Linked DNA regions of Homo sapiens: region 2 is linked to region 1. Evidence: chromatin loops called from intact Hi-C (ENCODE). Cell type or tissue: gastrocnemius medialis. All regions are shown on one strand. Each heading gives the region's core, and the rest is flanking DNA. Links, peaks and the distances in the headings are about the cores only. Region 1 overlaps CUX1 (cut like homeobox 1). Region 2 overlaps CUX1 (cut like homeobox 1).

The links. A loop is a pair of places that touch in the nucleus more often than their neighbours do. Peaks named below come from ENCODE experiments on the same cell type or tissue, not always from the same donor. Only the 100,000 strongest peaks of a DNase experiment are listed, where the experiment ranks them.
Region 2: it touches region 1 in a loop (2.1-fold over the local background); 1 of 110 quality-filtered maps calls a loop at or near these places.

What each region holds. Positions count from the first base shown.
Region 1 is chr7:102,140,629-102,151,252 of GRCh38, forward strand. The region is part of intron 8 of CUX1 (cut like homeobox 1); the gene reads left to right. Among named protein-coding and RNA genes, the nearest start is that of SH2B2, 140 kb to the right of the region's middle. RefSeq lists a silencer at 9,556-9,697. In gastrocnemius medialis, for the core only: no CTCF peak of the experiment used is centred there; DNase peaks (open chromatin) are centred at 5,693 and 6,533; H3K4me3 peaks cover 361 bases; H3K27ac peaks cover 3,545 bases.
Region 2 is chr7:101,970,638-101,981,261 of GRCh38, forward strand. The region is part of intron 2 of CUX1 (cut like homeobox 1); the gene reads left to right. Among named protein-coding and RNA genes, the nearest start is that of CUX1, 160 kb to the left of the region's middle. RefSeq lists an enhancer at 7,956-8,597. In gastrocnemius medialis, for the core only: no CTCF peak of the experiment used is centred there; a DNase peak (open chromatin) is centred at 5,284; H3K27ac peaks cover 2,900 bases.

The DNA.
Region 1 (10,624 bases), core at 3,154-8,153:
GCGGGAGAATCACTTGAGGTCAGGAGTTCAAGACCAGCCTGGCCAACATGGTGAAACCCCGTCTCTACTAAAAATACAAAAAAAAATTTAGCTGAGCGTGGTGGTGCACGCCTGTAATCCCAGCTATTGGGGAGGCTGAGGCAGGAGAATCTCTTGAACCCAGGAGGCAGAGGTTGCGGTGAGCCAAGATCATGCCACTGTACTCCAGCCTGGGGGATGGAGCGAGACTTCGTCTCAAAAAAAAAAAAAAACAGCATTACTATGCCACCCTGATACACTGCTTGGCTAGGAGGGAAAACTTCTTGTTGCAATTAACCTTTCTATTTTTTTCGCTACGTCTAAGTATTGTGAACTTCCTTTGTGGTATTTTAGTGATTAGACAGGATGGAGGGCGTTCTTAAAGATTCATGGCCAAATCCAATGATGTCAGAGTGAAGGGAACGGACGGTCTTCGTGGGGCCAGCAAGTCTGGCCCCATCTGAATTGTTTGTCTAACACTTCACAAGCAGAATAGGAACCGCTGAATTATTCATTTTCAAGTTGCCCTAAAAAAGGTACTTAGCCTGCCGAAAGGCAGACTTTCGGTGCCAGCGAGAGGAAGAGGAAGGATGCTGTCTTTCCTATGAACGTTCTCGTGCCTCCACTGCCTGGGTCTTCAGTTTCACTTCCCAGCCCTGCGGGGTACAGGAAACCACCAGCTAACTTAAGTGCAAGGCAATTAAGCGGGGAGGGAATTGTGGACAAATCTATAGAACTCTGAAGCCACAGGTGAGCCAAGCATTGACTTTACTGGGGAAAAACCAGGTGGAAGAAGGTTGAAGGAGCTTGGGTTGGTCAGAAGATGCCAGGATTTGGGACCTGAGCCAGGGAGGTGGGCCCAGGAAGTGGGATTGGGCTTGGGGATGGGGAAGGAGAGGAAGCTGAGAGCGATAACTAGTATGCAATCAGAAATTTTTTTTATTCTTAGTTTTAGCTTCTCTGCCTCTGCCACCAAAGCTTTGTTTTGGTTTTTGAGACAGGCTCTCACTCTGTTGCCCAGGCTGTAGTGCAGTGGCACAATCTTGGCTCACTTCAACCTGTGCCTCCCGGGTTCAAGCAATTCTCCCACCTTAGCCTCCCGAGTAGCTGGGATTACAGGTGCACACCACCACTCTCAGCTAATTTTTTTTTTTTTTTTTTTTTTTGTATTTTTAGTAGAGACGGGGTTTCTCCATGTTGGTCAGGCTGGTCTTGAACTCCTGACCTCAAGTGATCCACCCGCCTCAGCCTCTCAGAGTGCTGGGATTACAGGCGTGAGCCACCATGCCTGGTCCCAACCTTTCCTTAACACTTCCTACCACACAGTACTTAGGGGAGAAAGTCATTAGAAACCCTTGTACTTGGGAGTAAAGGCCAGGCTTTTAGTAGAGACAGGTTGCCTACCATGCCCTTGAGCCCATGCACCACTGCGCCGCCCTGCACCTCAGTTTCCCCACTTGTGAAATCCTAGCAGTCTTCCTCTGTAGGTCTGCACTGCTCCCCTGTGGTGTGTCTTTTGTGCAGCGCAGGAGGCAGATGAGAGAGAGAAGCCCGCGTCTTGTCCAAAATATGATTTGGCGCATTCTTGGGCAGCGTCTGTTGGAGGTACAGGCGGGATGCTCACAGGTGAAGTAAACCAGGAATGGCAAACAGAACCTGAAAGGTGGTTCTGAAAGAGAGAATGCAGAAACTGGGCAAGCAGTACTCCCACCTGTAGGAAGGTTTGCTGGCGAAGTTTCACACTAAAACATGAAGGAGACTGTTAAAAACAATGGGTATAGATGACAGAACAGCATCCCTTCCTAAACAGCCTTTAAAAGTCTGAAACTAGGGCCAGGTGTGGTAGTTCACACCTGTAAGCCCAGCTAGTTGGGAGGCTGAGGCAGGAGGATCACTTGAGCCCAGGAATTTGAGGCTGCAGTGAGCCATGATAGTACCACTGCACTCCAGCCTGGGCAACAGAGCAAGACCCTGTCTCTACAAAAAATAAATTAGCCATGTGTAATGGTGCACACCTGTAGTCCCAGGTATTCAGGGGATCGAGACAGGAGGATCACTTGAAGACAGGAGTTCAAGACCAGCCTGGCCAACATAGTGAGACCTTGTTTCTGCAAAAAATTTAAAAATTAGCCGGGAGAGGTGATGCACACTTGTAGTCCCAGCTACTTGGGAGGCCGAGGCAGGAGGATCTCTTGAGCCCATGAGTTCAAGGCTGCAGTGAGCCATGGTCAAACCACTGCACTCCAGCCTGGGCAACAGAGCAAGACCCATCTATTAAAAAATAATAATAATAATAAAAACAAATCTGAAAGTAAAGAAGTAACAACCGGTCCCCATTTCCTGCCAGGTTGTTGTCTACCCGTGATTCCTGGCACAGTTGGGGCAAGTCCCCGGAGTGCAGGAGCCATGTTGCCTGCGTCTTTGTAACTGTCCCATGGCCAGGGGGCTCAATGGATGGCAGGCTGCCGGCCCACGATGTCAACAGCAGGAACTTGTGCCTCAGTTTCCTCCATCACCTAAGTGTAGGCCTCTCACCATGACAGTTCCCTTCCTGGGTCAGATGGTACTTGGGGGGTTCCCTTCCAGAATTCATTTTCTTCCCATTCTCTGTTCTTGGCTAACAATCTTTTTCTTTTTTATGAGACAGAGTCTTGCTCTGTCACCCAAGCTGGAGCACAGAGGCGCGATCATAGCTCACTGCAGCCTCCAACTCCTGGGCTCAAACGATCCACCCACATCAGTCTCCAAAGTAGCTGGGACCACAAGTGCATACCACCATACCCAGCTAATTTTTGTATTAATGTTTTGTAGAGACGGAGCTTCACCATGTTGCCCAGGCTGGTCTCGAATTCCTGGGCTCAAGCGATCCTCCCACCTTGGCCTCCCAAAGTGCTGGGATTACAGGTGTGAGTCACTGCGCCTGGCCCAATCATTTTCTGTGTCAAAGAAAAACATATATATGGTATATTATTTTTTAAAGTCACATTCTTCTTATAGAGATGTGCTCTTTGTATACATTTTTTTCCCCTTGGCAAGTGGGTAAACGGGATTCCGGGAAGGTAACTGTCTTGACTAAAGTTAGCAGAGTCTGGCATCAGGTGGACCGCACAGGACGGCCACTTCTTCTTTTGTTTTTTTGTTTTGTTTTGTTTGAGACGGAGTCTCAATCTGTCTCACCAAGACTGGAGTGCCGTGGTGCGATCTCAGCTCACTGTAGCCTCCACCTCCTGGGTTCAAGCCATCCTCCTGTCTCAGCCTCCCGAGTAGCTGGAATTACAGGCATGCACCACCCCACCCGGCCAATTTTGTATTTTTAGTAGAGACGAGCCTTTACCATGTTGGCCAGGCTGGTCTCGAACTCCTGACCTCAGGCAATCCACCCACCTCAGCCTCCCAAAGTGCTGGGATTACAGGCGTGAGCCACTGCGCCCAGCCAGGACGGCCACTTCTAATCCATATTCTTTTCCACAGCTGCAGCCACAGCCATGCAGCGTCCTTTAGATTCTCCTTCTTCTTGAGTATTTTTATGTCTTGCTTATCACCTTGTTTCATTGCAAATGGAATAGTAGCAGTCAGCATCAGTGCACGCTTTACAATTAATGAGTGACGATGGAGGGATACCTGACTACTGTGATGCTCTTCACTTTTTTTGTTGTCTTATTGGGTTTTTTGTTTATGTTTCATATGTTAAATTTCCGACGTACGCGTGACCTGGTGTCAGCATCTCCCGTTCATGGCCCATCCCGTCTCACCTGTCCCCACTCCTGTTTTGACTTGAAGCTACTCCCAGAATCCTTTCATTTCCTTTCTAAACATTTTAACACACATATCCTCACAATAAGGACTTTCTTTTTAATATAGTCACAGCGCAATTAGCACATTCAAAAATAATTTTTCACCTGCAGTCCCAGCAACTCAGGAGGCTGAGGTGGGAGGATTGCTTGAGCCCGGGAGGTTGAGGCTGCAGTGAGCTATGATCACACCACTACGCTCCAGCCTGGGTGACAAAGCAAGACCCTGTCTCAAAAAAAAAAAAAAACAGTAAAAATAATAATCATAATAATTTTTTAATATGATCAGGTAAATCTAGCCAGTTTTGAAATTTCTAGTTGCCCCCAAACTTCATAATGGTTTTATTTTCTAAAATTATTTTAATTTAGGCTGGGCGCAATGGCTCACGTCTGTAATCCCAGCACTTTGGGAGGCCGAGGTGGGTGGATAACTTGAGGTCAGGAGCTTGAAAACAGCCTGGCTAACATGGCAAAACCTCGTCTCTACTAAAAACACAAAAATTAGCTGGGTGTGGTGGCACACACCTGTAGTCCCAGCTACTCAGGAGGCTGAGGCAGTGGAATCACCTGAACGGAGAGGCGGAGGTTGCAGTGAGCCGAGATCGCACCACTGCACTCCAACCTGGGCGACAGAGCAAGACTCCGTCTTAAAAAAAAAAAAAAAAAAAAAAATTTGAATCTCGATTCAAGTAAGATCCACACGTTGCAGTTGGCTGGTGTATCTTTAAGTCTTGGTCATTGTATAGATTCCCTCTTCGTCACTTTTTCTTTTCCTTGCAATGTATTTGTGCTAGAAATGGGGTCATTTGTCCAGAAAAGATTCTCCACCCCACTGCTGAGATTTTACTGATTGCCTCCCCAGAAATAGTTTATCATGCTCCTCTGTCCTCATGCTTTCCTGAAAATTTGTGGTTGAATCTAGAGGCTTGATCAGATTCAGGCTAGAAGTTTTTGGCCAAAAGCCCCTTTGTGGGTGATTGTGATGATCTCGCGATGGTGTCAGGTACTGGAAGTGAGCGCTCACCAGAAGAGAAAGGTCCTGACTTTGATACACAATCATAATGAATCCAGGCATGGAGCTTGGTGGTTTACAAAATCTTTTCCTTTCTTTTTGTGTTCTTGTTTTATCCTCATGCTAATTTCTTTGAATTTCATGGCTCCTCCTGTATAGGTGACTGTCCAGCTCAGAAGTCTGTCCAAGGTCAAACAACTAAAAGACAATGGGAGGGCCGGGCGCGGTGGCTCACGCCTGTAATCCCAACACTTTGGGAGGCCGAGGTGGGTGGATCATCTGAGGTCAGGAGTTCAAGACCAGCCTGACCAACATGGTGAAACCCTGCCTCTACTAAAAATACAAAAATTAGCTGGGCATGGTGGCAGGCTCCTGTAATCCCAGCTACTCATGAGACTGAGGGAGGAGAATTGCTTGAACCTGGGAGGCAGAGGTTGCGGTGAGTCGAGATCGTGCCATTGCACTCCAGCCTGGGCAGTAGAGCAAGACTCCATCTCAAAAATAAATAAATAAAAATTTTTACAAAATAAAAATGCAGTGGAGAAGAATTCCAACCCATTTTCCACCAGCCACACTCTTTTCTGTAGACCACAATTTTCCTAATTTCACTTGATTTTAAAGAACAAAGGAACCTGCACACCCAGCCTGCTCTCCACTTCTTTGGGTAGAGCAGGGCTGTTAGAACTCTAGAGAGATGCAGGAAGCAGCCGCCGATGAACCCAGATGCTCATCCCTGGAGGCACTGTGCGGTCTCAGGAGCAGAAGCCGAATGAATTATGCAATATCAGAGCCTCATTCCCTGGGCCGCAGCTGTCCCATGTTCCCTGCCTGGAGATGACTGAAGCCCGAGTGACAGTCACAGGCTGTTCCCGATCACGCTGGGGTCACACGCTCTGGTGAGCACCCAGCCGGCCAGAGCTGTGCTATTGGTTTGGCACAGGTAGAAAGTTGACCCCGCACGTGCCGTAGAAGGTCATTTCGTTCGGTTCATCAGCTATACTCGGACTGGCTAAAGGAAGATTTTATTGAAATCGTTTCCCATGAACACGTCAACTTGTGGGGCAGGAAGGGAAATTTTCTTCCCGTTTGGGATTGAAAAGATGAGGCTTAACCAAACTCGTTCTTATGTTCGTTGGTTTGTTTTTTCTTTCTTTCTTTCTTTTTTTTAAACAGACTCTCACTCTGTTGCCCAGGCTGGAGTACAGTGGCGTGATCTCGGCTCACTGTAACTTCCACCTCCCAGGTTCAAGCAATTCTGCCACCCCAGCCTCCTTAGTAGCTGGGATTACAGGCGCACGCCACCACACCTAGCTAATTTTTGTATTTTTAGTAGAGATGGGGTTTCACCATGTTGGCCAGGCTGGTCTCAAACTCCTGAACTCAAGTGATCCACCCACCTTAGCTTCCCAAAGTGCTTGGGATTACATGAGTGAGCCACTGCGCCTGGCCTAAACTTGTTTTTAATCATTACTTTTGTATCATTTAAATTAGTATAATGGTAATCTACAGAGAACAAATTCTGGTTAATTTCTGAGCAGACAGAGGTGACATCCTGGCCGTTTAACTGTCTCTCGGCACAGTGTTACTTCCAGCAAAAATGAAAACCGCTATTTCCAGAAGGTTATCTGTAGGGATAAAGCTCCACAGACTGGACCGACTCTCTTTCCAGGCCTTTGATTGGGGAGGGGTGGGGCCACCGTGGAGTGTGACACATTTGATCCGGGGCTTGGCAGATGCAAGATGGCTTCATCCTCCCCTCTACTTCTGCCAAAGCAGAAGTGGTTTAACCTTGGGTGGAAAACGAAAGATAGGGCAAGTCATACAGATGAGGGCTGCCAAGAAAACCTTTCCCCGAAAAACACTCTCTCCTCCCCTCCTCCCCTTCCCCATCAGCCTCCGTGTCTTCAGTCCTGACCTGGTTCACAGATCCGTGTTGGGCACGGGGATGAGTGATGAGTGGTGAGCTGGGCCACCTGGTTCTGCACTCCAGGACCTCACGGTCCATTGGACAAAAAGAAGCCTAATTCTGGGTCTTTCAATACTTCTCCCCCAAGACTATTATTGCCTTGTTTTTCAGAGGCTCTGAAAAGCGAATCATTTTCCTTCTGCAATAACATCTTGTAGGCTCTTTCCTTAAAAGTTGTATTTACAATTTGCCAAAAGAATTCTACCCTTTCTGCCCTTTAGAATACTAGCCAGTGAATGGCTGTCTGTCAAGAAGACAGGGGACCTCAGGTATCACAGGTGTCATTAATTTGCATATTTGGGCCGGTGCGGTGGCTCATATCTGTCATCCCAGCACTTTGGGAGGCCAAGGCAGGTGGATCACTGGAGATCAGGAGTTCGAGACCAGCCTGGCCAACATGATGAAACCTGATCTCTACTAAAAAAATAGAAAAATTAGCCGGGCATGGTGGCGCATGCCTGTACTCCCAGCTACTCGGGAGGCTGAGGAGGCGGAGGTTACAGTGAACCGAGATCGCCCCACTGCCCTCCAGCCTGGGTGACAGAGCGAGACTCCGTCTCAAAAATAAATAAATAAATAAATAAATAAATTTGCATATTTGGTCAACCAGTATTTTGTGAGTACCTGCTGTGTTCCCTGGAACTATGGCAGTGGATAAGCAAGTAATCAATATATGAACAAGAGACTTTGAGACGGGAATAAATGCAACAGAAACAAAATGAATGGACAATGGAGAGTGTGGCTGTGGAGAGGCCTCTCAGAGGAGGGCCAGGAGGGCTGAGACCCAGGCCTGTAGGTGGGACAAGCATGGTGCTTCCAAGAAACAGAACAGGACTAAAGAGGCTGGGCACGGTGGCTCACACCTGTGATCCTAACACCTTGGGAGGCCAAGGCAGGCAGATCACCTGAGGTCAAGAGTTCGAGATCAGCCTGACCAACATGGTGAAACCCCGTCTCTACTAAAAATACAAAAATTAGCCAGGCGTGGTGGTGCACACCTGTAATTCCAGCTACTAGGGAGGCTGGGGCATTCTCAAGAATCACTTGAACCCCGAAGGCAGAGGTTGCAGTGAGCTGAGATTGCACCAGTGCACTCCAGCTTGGGCAACAGACCAAGACTCCGTATCAAAAACAAACAAACAAAAAAACAAAAAACAAAGAAATGCCCATCTTTTATTTTAAAAATCTTAATAAAATAGGGATATAGTTGGATATTTCATTAATAAATGTATATATATAATGTATTTTATATATAACTACACATTAATGTATGTGTTATATATATATAATATATTAATATATATATATTATATATTACTCAAGAACATGAGTAAGTTCTTGAGTGGTGATTTGTGAGATTTAGGTGCACCCATCACCTAAGCAGTATACACTGCACCCAATATATAGTCTTTTTTCCCTCACCCCCCTCCCACCCTTTCCCCGCAAGTCCCCAGAGTCCTTTGCATTTTCATCGCTTAGCTCCCACTTACGAGTGAGAACATACAATGTTTGGTTTTCCATTCCTGAGTTACTTCACTTAGAATAATAGTCTTCACTCCCATGCAGGTTGTTGTGAATGTCATTAACTCGTTCCTTTTTAGGGCTGAGTAGTATTCTGTCGTGAGATAAGAAATATTCAAAGGGTGTGGGAAGAGACTCTGCCGTCTTTATTTGCAGATGTGGTCACAGGATGCCTCGCAACCCCGAGAGAGCCACTGAAAAGTTGTTACAAAATTGAACAGGCTTCCATTTCCCTGTGGCCTCTCTCTCTAGACAGCCGTACCTCTCTATCCCAGTGTCCCCTGCTCAGTAAATCTGTACTCATCCTCCAGGGTACAGACTGGATGTCCCCTACTCCGGGATACTGTTTCTCCTGGTGTCTGCAGAGGCCCTTGTACCACTTTCTGGGATGTCACTGTGCTGAATCGCTGGTGGCTGCCATTTCCTTCCGCCTCCCACTGGGTAGACAGGAAGGGGGTCCCTGCCCACCCACCCACCCATGCCCGGTATATCCCTGCTGAGCTCCTAGGATGTGCAGGGTGTATTCCTGTGTGCTAGCGAGAAGGGAGTCCCAGCGCCACTACGCCATTGCCCACTCCTCCCCTGGGACATTTGTTTCCCTTGGGTGTGGTTCATGGTAGGTGCCCCATGGGCGTTATTGGTGGGAGACCTCCCTGTCTCAGTCTGAGCTGGGCCCATCGCCATCAGGGCACGACAGCCACAGCAGGTGCCTTTGCTGGGAGTAATCTTGCCCTGGCTCGCATGAGACTGCAGACCAGCCCTTCTCCGTAAGTTCAGGCGTTTGTGCTCCGATCAGCTTTTCCTATAGGTTTGTCCCCCACCCCTTGCCCAACTCTTTGACCCCCCGAGTTAAGGGGATTCCAGACCTAGAGCCAAGTGACCTTCCTCAGAGCCTGGCCCTGTCTCCACCGCTTCAGCAACCTGCTCTTTCTGGACAGGGTCCAGCGAGCCCCACCTCTGTCCGTTTCCTCTACCCCCTGTGCTAAGGAAGCCTCACCTGCAGTGTAGGTTGTGGTGAAAAATGTCCCCCCTTAAGGACAGAGCAGGTCATCACGTGCAGCCCTGGGGTAGAAGGGGAGAGTTCGCTTGATCAAACCTAACTGGAGCTTTTCTTTTAAAGCAGGAAGAATTAATCTGTAGATATTTCTCCTTTCAATGCCAAAGAACTTTATGATCTGGTATTGAGACTATTGGTGGGTTTTTTTTGTTTTCTTTGTTTTTTTGTTTTGTTTTGTTTGAGACAGGGTCTCGCTCTGGTACCCAGGCTGGAGTGCAGTGGCACGATCTCAGCTCACTTCAACCTCTGTGACCGGGGTTCAAGCGATTCTTCCGCCTCAGCCTCCCGAGTAGCTGGGATTACAGGCGCTCGCCACCATGCCCGGCTAATACTTGTATTTTTAGTAGAGGCAGGGTTTCATCATGTTAGCCAGGCTGGTTTCAAACTCCTGGTCTCAAGTGATCCACCTACCTCGGCCTCCCAAAGTGCTAGGATTACAGGCGTGAGCCACTGGGCCCGGCCGAGACTATTGGCTTATGAATCAAGTCTAAGAAGATACACTAGTCTTTGAAGGCCGCTCTGTATGTTTTTCCAACTGCCTTGTAGATATACTTTGTTTTAACAGCTCGTTTTAACAGCTCCTGATGCCAGCGTGCTTATTTGGGTATTGAAATATGCGCCAACACCGTGCCCCGATGCCACGCGTTAGCCCCCAGGAGGCTTGCGTGAAAGTAAATACTAGAATTTCCAGCGTGGATATAATTTCCCTTCCATCGACCTTGACCATGTCCTTTTCAGTTCCTCATAAAAACTGTGTGTTAGCCCAGAGAATACCCTGAAATGATCTGTGGTGAACTGATTGAACGAACTACATATTCTAGGCCAAACTGAAATTATTCGCTATTTGAAGTCAGAGCTGAGCATAATACCGGGCAGGTTAATAGATCAGTGGAAGCTGTTTCGTCAGCTCATAAAAACGTGAGAGATCTAAATTTTTATAATAAATCATTTTGCTGAGCAAACAATATGTGCGGTTATTACAGACTTTGGAAAATAAATGATTTTAGACCAATGTCAGGCTGCAGATACTGATGTGGTTAGTTGAGCCTTCAGCATGAAGAGAATGAAAAATCTTTGGAATACTGTTGACACTCACACCATGAAACCACATGCCATTTAATTCATTACTGCGCTTCCAAGATTACATTTACAGTTGTGGTATTAACCCCTGGGCATTTTTGTATTACTTATTGCAGACAGTTTGTCAGGCAGGATTAATTCAGTGGGGGGAGGAGGCAGCAGTTTGGAGAGAAAGTGGA
Region 2 (10,624 bases), core at 3,095-8,094, 170 kb before region 1:
CTTGGCCTCCCAGGTTCAGGCATTGCTCCTGCCTCAGCCCCTCGAGTAGCTGGGATTACAGGCGCGTACGACCATACCCGGCTGATTTTTGTCTTTTTAGTAGAGACAGGGTTTTACCATTTGGGGCAGGCTGGCCTTGAACTCCTGACCTCAGCTGACCCACCTGCCTCAGCCTCCCAAAGTGCTAGGATTACAGGCGTGAGCCCCTGCACCCGGCTGAACCTTCCCATTTCTAATCAGAACTGACCCTGGGATCAACTGACCTCCTTGGAGTGTAGAGGCATCCTGGTTGTCTGGGGACTTTGGGTGGGATCTCTGCCAGTTTTGCCTGCAGCAGAAGGAAAGGGAAGTGACTTATCTTAGGCACCTGCTTTGAACAAGGCACTGAGCTGAGCACGTTCACATGTATCTACTAATTTAATCCTGACAACAGTCCTGAAAAAGATACTTTCCCCATTTTCCATCTGGGGAGACTGAGGCTCAGAGAGGTCACTGGCCTGCCCAGTATGGCGCTGCCAGCAAGGGTTGAGCTCATATTGAGTCTGGGTCGGTGTGACCCTACAGCCATGCCCTTGACACTATGCCATTCCTGCCCTCCTGGCTGGTTGTGTTCTGCTCACTTCCAAGAATGATTTCCAATGGCTTGCAAAGTTACAGTTAGCACAGTATGACAAGCAAGGCATGAGACTGGGAGTGAGTGGGAACGAAGAGGAAAGAAAGTGAGAGGAGGCTGGGCATGGTGGCTCACACCTGTAATCCCAGCACTTTGGGAGACCAAGGCAGGAGGATCACTGGAGCCCAGGAGTTCAAGGTCAGCCTGGGCAACATAGGGAGACCCAATCTCTATTGTAAAAATAAATTGTAAATAAAGTGAGAGGAAAAGGCAGTTAGAACCAGAATTAGACAACTATCCAAAGTTCCCCAGGCCCTGTGTACTTTGTAAAGATGAGATACAGACTTGATTGTGAGCTTCCCAGCAACCAATGCAAAAAGGGCAACCAGATAAGTCATGTGACTTACGCTGTCCACAAGCTCAAAACAAAGCATGTGTTGAGGGAAAGCACAGCTCCTCTGGTGTTGGCAAAAAAAATTCTCCCTAAAGATCCTCGTAAAAAGAAGTCACTTGGTTTCATTGCCGGTTACAAGTTGCTGGCAACCAAGTGCCACTGGCAGGTATCTTACAGCTTAATAGAAGCAGCATTACATTGGTCTAAAAGAAGACAAGAGAATTACAGGCCCATTTTTAGGAGTGGATACACCTCTTTCTATAGGTAGAGGAACTTCTGTCTGGATTTGTGAGTTGGGTGATTTCAGATACTGATTTATTTTTATTTATTTATTTATTTTGAGACAGAGTCTCGCTCTTTCGCCCAGGTGGGACTGCAGTGGCGCTATCTTGGCTCACTGCAAGCTCCGCCTCCCGGGTTCACGCCATTCTCCTGCCTCAGCCTCCCAAGACGCTGGGACTACAGGCGCCTGCCACCACGCCCAGCTAATTTTTTGTATTTTTAGTAGAGACGGGGTTTCACCGTGTTAGCCAGGATGGTCTCGATCTCCTGACATCGTGATCCGCCTGCCTCCGCCTCCCAAAGTGCTGGGATTACAGGCGTGAGCCACCGTGCCCGGGCCAGATCAACTGATGTTTTGAGTTCAGATACAGAGTAAATGTAGCTTGTAAAGTACTGGTCATTAGAACCAGAGAATGAACTCTGTCCCTCTTTTAAATCTGGTTGGTTTAGTCTTTTTAGACACATACCGTTCGGGGACAAAGAGATCGATCAGAATTTTCTTGCCTCCTCGGACGGCATCTGACCTGGCTAGGTTGCGGGGATCTGTTGGAGAGAGAAGCGTGTCATGGATCCCGCATCGAAAACAGCCTTGAAGAGGGCCAGGAGCACGGAGGACCTGGGGAGGGCCCTGACCACTGGACACATCTGCCCTTTGCTCCTCCTTTTTGTCTCTGCTGGTGGCCCTTTCTGCTGTATTCACGCGCCCTCACCACCTCCTGTGTATTCGTGTGCTGGAGTTCAGCCGCCAAGGTGGAGAGAGACTCCCTGTCGGGGAAGGACTCCGGCCCCAATGCCTCCTCCTCCAGGCCAGGCCGCCATGGTGGGTGGGAAGAGAGGCCACTCCTAGAGAAAGAGACACTGTCAGTAGGTGTCAGGAGGTGTCCCGGGAGCTCGCCGCGTGGTAACCAACAGACACAGCCCTTCTTGGCATTCAAAGTTGCACCCTGATGCCTGTGAGGGAGTCGTGACTTTCTGTTACCACTGACCCAGGGCAGAGTTTTAAACAGTGACCTTAAGGCGAAAAGCTCCAGATCTCGTTACTGACCAGTGCAGCCAGCCACTGCCTTCCTTCCTTTTTGATTCTAAAAATGACACTCGGGTTTTAGAGGGTTGCTTTTCAGGCAGCCGAAATCCCCGCATGCACCTTCTCGTACATTTCAGGAGAGAAGAATCAAGTCCATCCACGGTATCCTTGCCCAGGTACCGGTATCCATCAGAGCGTGATTGGGGTTTCAGCAGAGCCAGGCCTGCTTTTCCTGGCAGAGGCTGGGCCCCTTTAGATTTTTCTTGTAGATTTTGCTTGAGCCTCCCAGCCCTTCCTTGCTCAGCACCTGTGACCCACTGGGTCACAGTGACCCACATCCCATGGCTCTGACCGCAGCTGGACTCATCTCACACTCACGTTCATCACGGCTCCCAGAAGGCACGTGTTTTTAATGAGAGGCTCATTTCCACCACTGCCCCCCAGCCCTCCGCAGCAAGCCAGTGCAACGCCAGGACAGTCTGCTGACAGGGGAATTGGAGACTGGAGGGAGCAAGTTTTACCTTTTTGGTTTGACCATTTAAATTGAAGTCATGCATACAGGGAAAGTTATGCATATAGAAAAATGTACACTTCATACTGCGTGCATTCAATTAATTTGCGCCAAATGAATGCACCCGTGTCCCCTGCACCCAGATGGAAAATGCCACCAGCACCCTTAATAGCCCCCACCTGGACCCCTGAATTGGAGTGAATTTTGAAAGAAGAGGGAAAGAAAGTGACATGTCCCAATTAGAACATATGGGACAGGCACTTTCTATACTGTCCACCTTGCCCCAGATTCTTTTTCTTTTTCTTTTTCTTTTTTTTTTTTTTTTGAGACGGAGTCTCACACTGTCGCCTGGGCTGGAGTGCAGTGTCATGATCTCAGCTCACGGCAACCTCCACCTCCCAGGTTCAAGAGATTCTCCTACCTCAGCCTCCCGAGTAGCTGGGATTACAGGTGTCCGCCACCATGCCTGGCTAATTTTTTGTATTTTTAGTAGAGACGGGGTTTCACTATGTTGGCCAGGCTGGTCTGGAACTCCTGACCTCGTGATCCACTCGCCTCAGCCTCCCAAAGTGTTAGGATTACAGGCGTGAACCACTGCGCCCGGCCCAGATTCTTTTTTTTTTTTTTGAGATAGAATCTGGCTCTGTCACCCAGGCTGGAGTGCGGTGGCACAATCTCACTGCAACGTCCACCTCCCTGGGCTCAAGTAATGCTCTCACCTCAGCCTCCCAAGTATCAAATTCTCATTTTAAAAATTAAGAATCAGACCCAAAAAGAACAAATGACTTGACCATGACTGAGGCCACAGAGCCGAAAATGTCCCCATCCTGGAGTCTTACTGTGGCACACTCTCATCTTAACCACACACTCTAGTTTTATCCTCTCTGTGTCTTTCATAGATTATCAGGAAGCGAAATAACCTGTTAATATTTTCAAAAGTTCTTATGAAATGTGAAGTGCTGTATAATGATTAAGATAGAAAGGAGAAACTAGGAAACGAGAGCTTTTAATCCTAGCTTACAGGAAATTCTAACTAGTAGGAAATCTAATTCAGGCAGCGCTGGGAAACATCACAGGCTATGAGATGAAAGTCAGCTAAATTGGGATCTAATTCTATAATCTAAATATAGATGTAGATATATTACAGGTTGGCCTTTTCAGCTGGAGAGAGTATCATTCACTCCAAAAGTGCCTTTTGTATCACAGAGAAGAGCGCAGCCAGGGGTGATATCAGCTGAGGAAGGGGGCGGGCAGCTTGGCGTGAGGGGCTTTCATTCATTCCTTAGTCATCTCTATTTTCTTAAATTTTATAGTAGGAATTATTTGTGCGTTGTATGTATAATAAACACATGGAAAAGACAAGAGCGAGGAAGGCATCTCAGGAGTGTTTTTGGGAAGGAGGCTGTCATGGCATGTGGGCAGAGGGAGGTCTGGGAATGGGATTTGCTGGGTCAGAAAGATGTCCATGTTCTTTGCCAATTTGGCATCAGAAATGGCCCACACCAGCCAGGTGTGGTGGCTCATACCTCTAATCCCAGCACTTTGGGAGGCCGAGGTGGGTGGATCAACTGAGGTCAGGGGTTCGAGACCAGCCTGGCCAACATGGCAAAACCTCATCGTCCCCACTAAAAATACAAAACTTAGCCGGGCGTGATGGGAGGTGCCTGTAATCTCAGCTGCTCAGGAGGCTGAGGCAGGAGAATCCCTTGAACCCGAGAGATGGAGGTTGCAGTGAGTCGCGATTGTGCCACTGTACTCCAGCCTGGGCAACAGAGCAAGACTCTGTCTCAAAAGGAAAAAAAAAGAGAGAGAGAGAGAGAAAAGAAAAGGCTCACGCCTGTAATCTCAGCACTTTGGGAGGCTAAGGCAGGAGGAGCTTGAGACCAGCCTGGGCAACATAGTGAGACCTCCTTATCTCTACAAAAAATGAATTTTTTTTTTTTTAATCAGCTAGGCATGGTGGCATGTGCTTGTAGTCCCAGCTACTCAGGAAGCTGAGGTGGGAGGATCACTTGAGCCCAGGAGTTCGAGGCTGCAGTGAGCTATGATTGTGTCATGTACTCCAACCTGGGTGACAGAACGAGACCCCGTCTCTAAAAGAAAAAAGAAAATGCCTGTTTCAGTTGTCACTCCTCACCAGTGAGGCATGGGAGTGTTCTCTTCCTCCAAACCTCACTAACCCTGGATAATGGCATTGTGATAAATTTTCCACTGGTCAAAAAATATATATTGCCTTAAACTCAAAACTCGTCCATCAACAGTGAGGTTGGCTGTCTTTCCGTGTGTTTGTTAGCCAGTGGTATCTCCTGTGTAAATTACCTTTTGACATCCTTTGTTTATTTTGGTTGGTCTTTTACCTCGTCGTCATCTTACTCACTTTTAAAGAGCATGAATTAAGGCCGGGCACAGCTGCTCACGCCTGTAACCCCAGCACTTTGGGAGGCCAAGGTGGGTGGATCACCTGAGGTCAGGAGTTCCAGACCAGCCTGGCCAACATGGTGAAACCCCGTCTCTACTAAAATTAGCCAGGCGTTGTGATGGATGCCTGTAATCCCAGCTACTTGGGAGGCTGAGGCAGGGAGAATCACTTGAACCTGGGAGGTGAAGATTGCAGTGAGCCGAGATCACACCACTGCACTCCAACCTGGGCACAGAGAGAGACCCCATCTCTAAAACAAACAAAAAACCACAGTATGAATTAATTATTTCTCTCTTACATGTTGTAGAAATTTTTCCCAAATCTACCATTCATTTTGTAAACATAAACTATATTTCTGTACTCTCTTATAGTAATTGTAGATTTCTAGTGTTTCACTTGGTTTTTGAATCGACAACAGTTTTGTGTGTAGGGTATTGTAGTGTAAGGGATCTGTTTTTTCCCCCAGGCAGATAGCTCATTTTCCCAATGCAATATTCCTTTAAATATTCTGAATAAAAGAAAATTTTAAAAATCATTTTTGAGCGATGGGAAATGTGAACCAAAAATATGCATAAGGAATTTTTGATTGAAAAACCCAGACGGGGGCAGGAGTTTGAAATGAACTTCCCCTAAAAGCCAAAACTTGTAGAGGTGGCAGCCTGAGGGCTTTCCAGAGAGCTGTAATTGACTGTTTCTCCCATCAGCCACTCTCCTCTTTCTCATAACTTTTTTGGGCAGCCATTAAAGATCTGATGACGAGTGTGAATGTGGCAGCATTTTGGCATTTTGGATGGTGGCATAATTGCACATATTGAAAAACTCTAAATTTACATCGGTGGATCCAGTGCGTCTCATTATACTGGAGGTGTGAAAACTCCATGTGCCTCTTTGAACAATTGTCCTGCTCTGTCACAGTTCAGGGGAAACAAAAGTAGCTCCAACTTCCCGAGATTTAAATTTGACTTTATTCCATTTAGTTGATATTGTAACTAGAATTTGAATAGTCTTTTCCCTTTCTGATTTTTTTTTTTTTTTTTTTTTTTTTTTTGGAGATGTAGTTTCGTTCTTGTTACCCAGGCTGGAGTGTCGTGGCATGATTTCAGCTTGCTGCAATCTCCACCTCCCAGGTTCAAGCAGTTCTCCTGCCTCAGCCTCCCAAGTAGCTGGGATTACAGGTGTGTACCACCACACCCGGCTAATTTTTGTATATTTAGTAGAGATGGGGCTTCACCATGTTGGCCAGGCTGGTCTTGAACTCCTGACCTCAGGTGATCCTCCCGCCTCGGCCTCCCAAAGTGCTAGGATTACAGGCGTGAGCCACTGCACCCAGCACCCTTCCTGATTTCCATTTCCGCTTTTATCTCTCCACTCCCGAAGATGTATCAACCCACAAGGAACTTCCTTCCAGCCCTTACTTAAAACATTGCTCTTTTTCCAGCTCCAGATATTCCCTACATTGGCTGCCACTCCTCCTTGTCTCTGTTCAGTCTTGGAAAATTGGTTTGGTCCAAGCTGAAGCTATTCTTTGAAGAAATACCATTATTTTTAAATAAAAGGATTCCCCAGCCTGGACAGTGTAGCAAGACCCCATCTCTACCAAAAAATCAAAACTTTAGCCAGGCATGATGGTGCACACCTGTAGTCCCAGCTATTTGGGAGGGTGATGCAAGAGAATGGTTTGAGCCCAAGAGATCGAGGCTGCAGGTTAGCTATGATCGTGCCACTGTACTCCAGCCTGGGCAACAGAGTGAAACCGTGGCTCAAAATAAATAAATAACATAAAAAGATTCTCCTTTGAGAGAATCGCTTGAACCCAGGAGGCAGAGGCTGCAGTGAGTCGAGATTGCACCACTGCACTCTAGCCTGGGTGACAGAGTGAGACTCTGCTCAAAAAATAATAATAATAAATAAATAAAAAAGATTCCTCCTTCCAGGAGCCAAGAACTAGGAATTTCAAGCTGCAATCTTGCTTTTTAAGCATGGTTATATATGGGGGGTCAGCAGAATGTGTGAAAATTATTGAAAAGTAAAGCATGAGATGTGACTGAGCTCTTGAGAGCAGACCACTTTCCCCTTCTTAAAACGTTTTTTTTTTCCCTGACCCCTGTCTGAGATACAGGCTCTCCTGGTTCGGCCCACCTTGCCCATCACTCTGCTGGGTCCCCACTCGCGCCCTGCACCTGAGGTTAGAGGGCACATAAGTCTCGGGGACCTGCCCTTTGATATCTACAAGACCCTGTCCTCAGGGGATCCCATCGACTCTCGTGGCTTAAAATACCATCCACAGAAGGATGGCGTCTATATTTATATTAACCCAAATATTCAACTGAATATTCAACATCTCTACTTGGAAAGACATCTCCGGCTTCACATGGCTTCAAAAGAGAACTGTTGACCCCTCCCACACACACCGCCTGCACCACCAATCCCAGTCCCCCTGTCACCTCGGGAAATGGCGTCACCACCCAGGGGCTGCTCAGGCTAAAACCTAGGTGTGCCCTGGGGCTCCCCCTCCTCTCCCCCGACATGCCTGGTCCACCAGCAAGCCCGTCCTTCCTCCTGGATACACCTGGGCTCCCAGCTACACGCTGTCACCTTGGCCCAAGCCACTGTCATGGCCACCCCACCACCACTTCCGTTCTTGGCTGCCTTCTGTCCATTCTCTTTCCCCAGCGGCCTCAGTTTTATTTCTAACGAATGCAGTTCAGATCTTTCCGTCTCCCTGCTAGACCCTCTGATGTCTTTCCATCCAACCTTCCACATTCTGTGACCCCACGTCGCCCTCACTGGCTGGGCCACGGCCCCTCTAGCCCCGGTCTTCACCCTTGAACCTGCCTAGCCTCTGTCCTCCTCCTCTGCGCCCCGTGGCTTCTTCCACTTTCTTCCACCTGGCTCACCCGGAATTCCAGCTACTTGTGCTCTTCCTGTCACACATTGCCTGGTGTGTCATTTCCATCTCTGTCTACCTTTCCCTCCTAGAATGCCATTCCCATGAGAGCACTTTCAGGCCACTTCACGGCGTACGTCCAGCCCCAGGCACAGAGCCCGGGGTATCATAGGTGCACAGTAAACATCTGTTGATGGGCTGGCTGGATTCTATGTGGGAAGCATAATGACCAGTGGTCACAAATTACTGGGGCCAGAGGGGCGCTGCCTGGTGTTAACCGCCTGGTGCCTGCCCTACCTTTAAAGCCAAGAGTGTCCATTTAATGAGCAAGAAGCAGAAATCCTGGGCAAGCAGTGCAGATGTAGGCTCTCGGGAACATGTTGACCACTCAGAAAACCTTCCAGGAGGTGAGTACCAGGAGATGGAGGTGCTCTAGACTGTGATGCTGGGAAAGGATTGTGGGCTAGAAAAAGGGCTCCCTAGGGCCGGCATATGGGCCACTGGGTGGAAGAGGGGCTCTGAGACCCTCACCCTGGAGCAGGTCATCACCCACACCGAAGGAATGAAGCGTGAATTCGGTCACGCTTAAAATGTTGAATTGTTGGCAAAAGCCCAAGTTAATGAAATAGCATGGAAAATGGATGTGATGAGATTTTTGAATTGTAATTAGATTAACATTGTCACTAGTTATCAGTCTGATATATCTTATAAATCAAACGTTGGGTTGATTTATCTTTTATCACTTCTAGGGACTTACTCCTAACAGTAACTCACAAACCAGCCCCAAATCAGAGCTGGTAGGATGGGCTCCCAGCTATCTTTAGGAGGTTTGTTGGTTTGGGGAAGACAGCTCCCCCTTGGCAGGGCTCAGGTGTTTTCTTTCTTTTTTCTTTTTTTTTTGAGACGGAGTCTTGCTCTGTCATCCAGGCTGGAGTGTAGTAGCACAATGTCGGTTCACTGCAACCTCCACCTCCTGAGTTCAAGCAATTCTCATGCCTCAGCCTCCCGAGTAGCTGGCACTACAGGTGCCCACCACCATGCCCAGCTAATTTTTGTATTTTTAATAGAGATAGGGTTTTACCATGTTAACAGGCCAGGCTGGTCACGAACTCCTGACCTTAGGTGATCCACCCGCCTTGGCCTCCCAAAGTGCTGGGATTACAGGCGTGAGCCACCGTGTCCGGCTGGGTGTTTTATTTCTTCGTCTGTTATTCAGGAACTTTGTTTCCAGCGCTGTGAGTATGAGTACAGGCCCAGGGCTGGGTGACAGAGTGCGGAGAGCGGGGCCCTACCCTTGAGCTGTTTCTGGAAGGGCTCCCAGCCAGCACCGGGCTTAGGGAGCAGTGCCCTGCAGTGTCATTCTGGGCCAGGGAGGTTGTGATGAATATTATTCTCAACAGAGGGTCCCCAGGGCAGTGATGCCACTACTCAGGATCTTACAGAAGAAGAACCTTCAGGCTGGGTGTGGGGGCTCACACCTGGAATCCCAGCACTTTGGGAGGCCAAAGTGGGAGGATTGCTTGAGCCCAGGAGTTCGAGACCAGCCTGGGCAACATAGCAAGACCCTGTTTCTCCAAAAAAAATGTTTAAAAAGTAGCTGAGCATGGTGGCATGCACCTGTGGTCCCAGCTACTGGGGAAGCTGAGGTGGGAGGATTGCTCCACCCGAGAGGTCGAGGCTGCAGTCAGCTGTGATTGTGTCACTGCAGTCCAGCCTGGGCGACAGAGGGAGACCCTGTTTCCAATTAAAACAATAAAAATCTTCATTTTGAAGAATCTGACCAGTTCTCTACCTGGCACTTGAGTGAAAAATGACACAATCCAAAGTAGGTGGCAGATTGGTTCTCACTCAGGCAGACCCTGGAGACACCTCTCCCGCTTCTGACTCAGGGGAGAGTGCGGTGACATAAACCACCTTCTTCTGCTCTAGGCCAGCTTGTAACTGTTCAGCCAGCCAGCCGTCTCCTAACTCTGTGACCCCCGGCCCAAGAACAGGGCTCCTGAAGGCCCCGAGAACCAGCCCGCCGTCCGCACGGATGTACCTGGAAGCCACAGTGCCCCACACCCCGTGGGACTTTCTCCCGAACACAGCACCTGCGCTTCCTGACTCCTCTCTCTGAATCTGGCCTTTGAGTTCAATGTCCTGGGAACTTAACTCTAGGGATGCTCTTTCCCCCTTTAGCTACCGAGTCACATGCTGCGTCTTTGGAAATTTCAGGCAATATTTAGTTTGGTGCAAAAGTCATTGTGGTTTTTGCAATTAATTGCAAAAATAATAAATGGAAAAATGAATTTGTGGACATCAGGCTTGCCTAGGGAGATGACCTAGGGAGAGGCCTCTTTTGGCATAGCTCCTGAACAGGGAGAGGTCCTGACATGAATACCCCCCGTTTTGTGAATCCTGAGCCAGTACTGTGTCCCCGGCCCCCTCCTCCCCCAACCTATACACACGCCTCACTTTCCCTTGCAGGACGTTTTCTACCACAGTTCCTCTC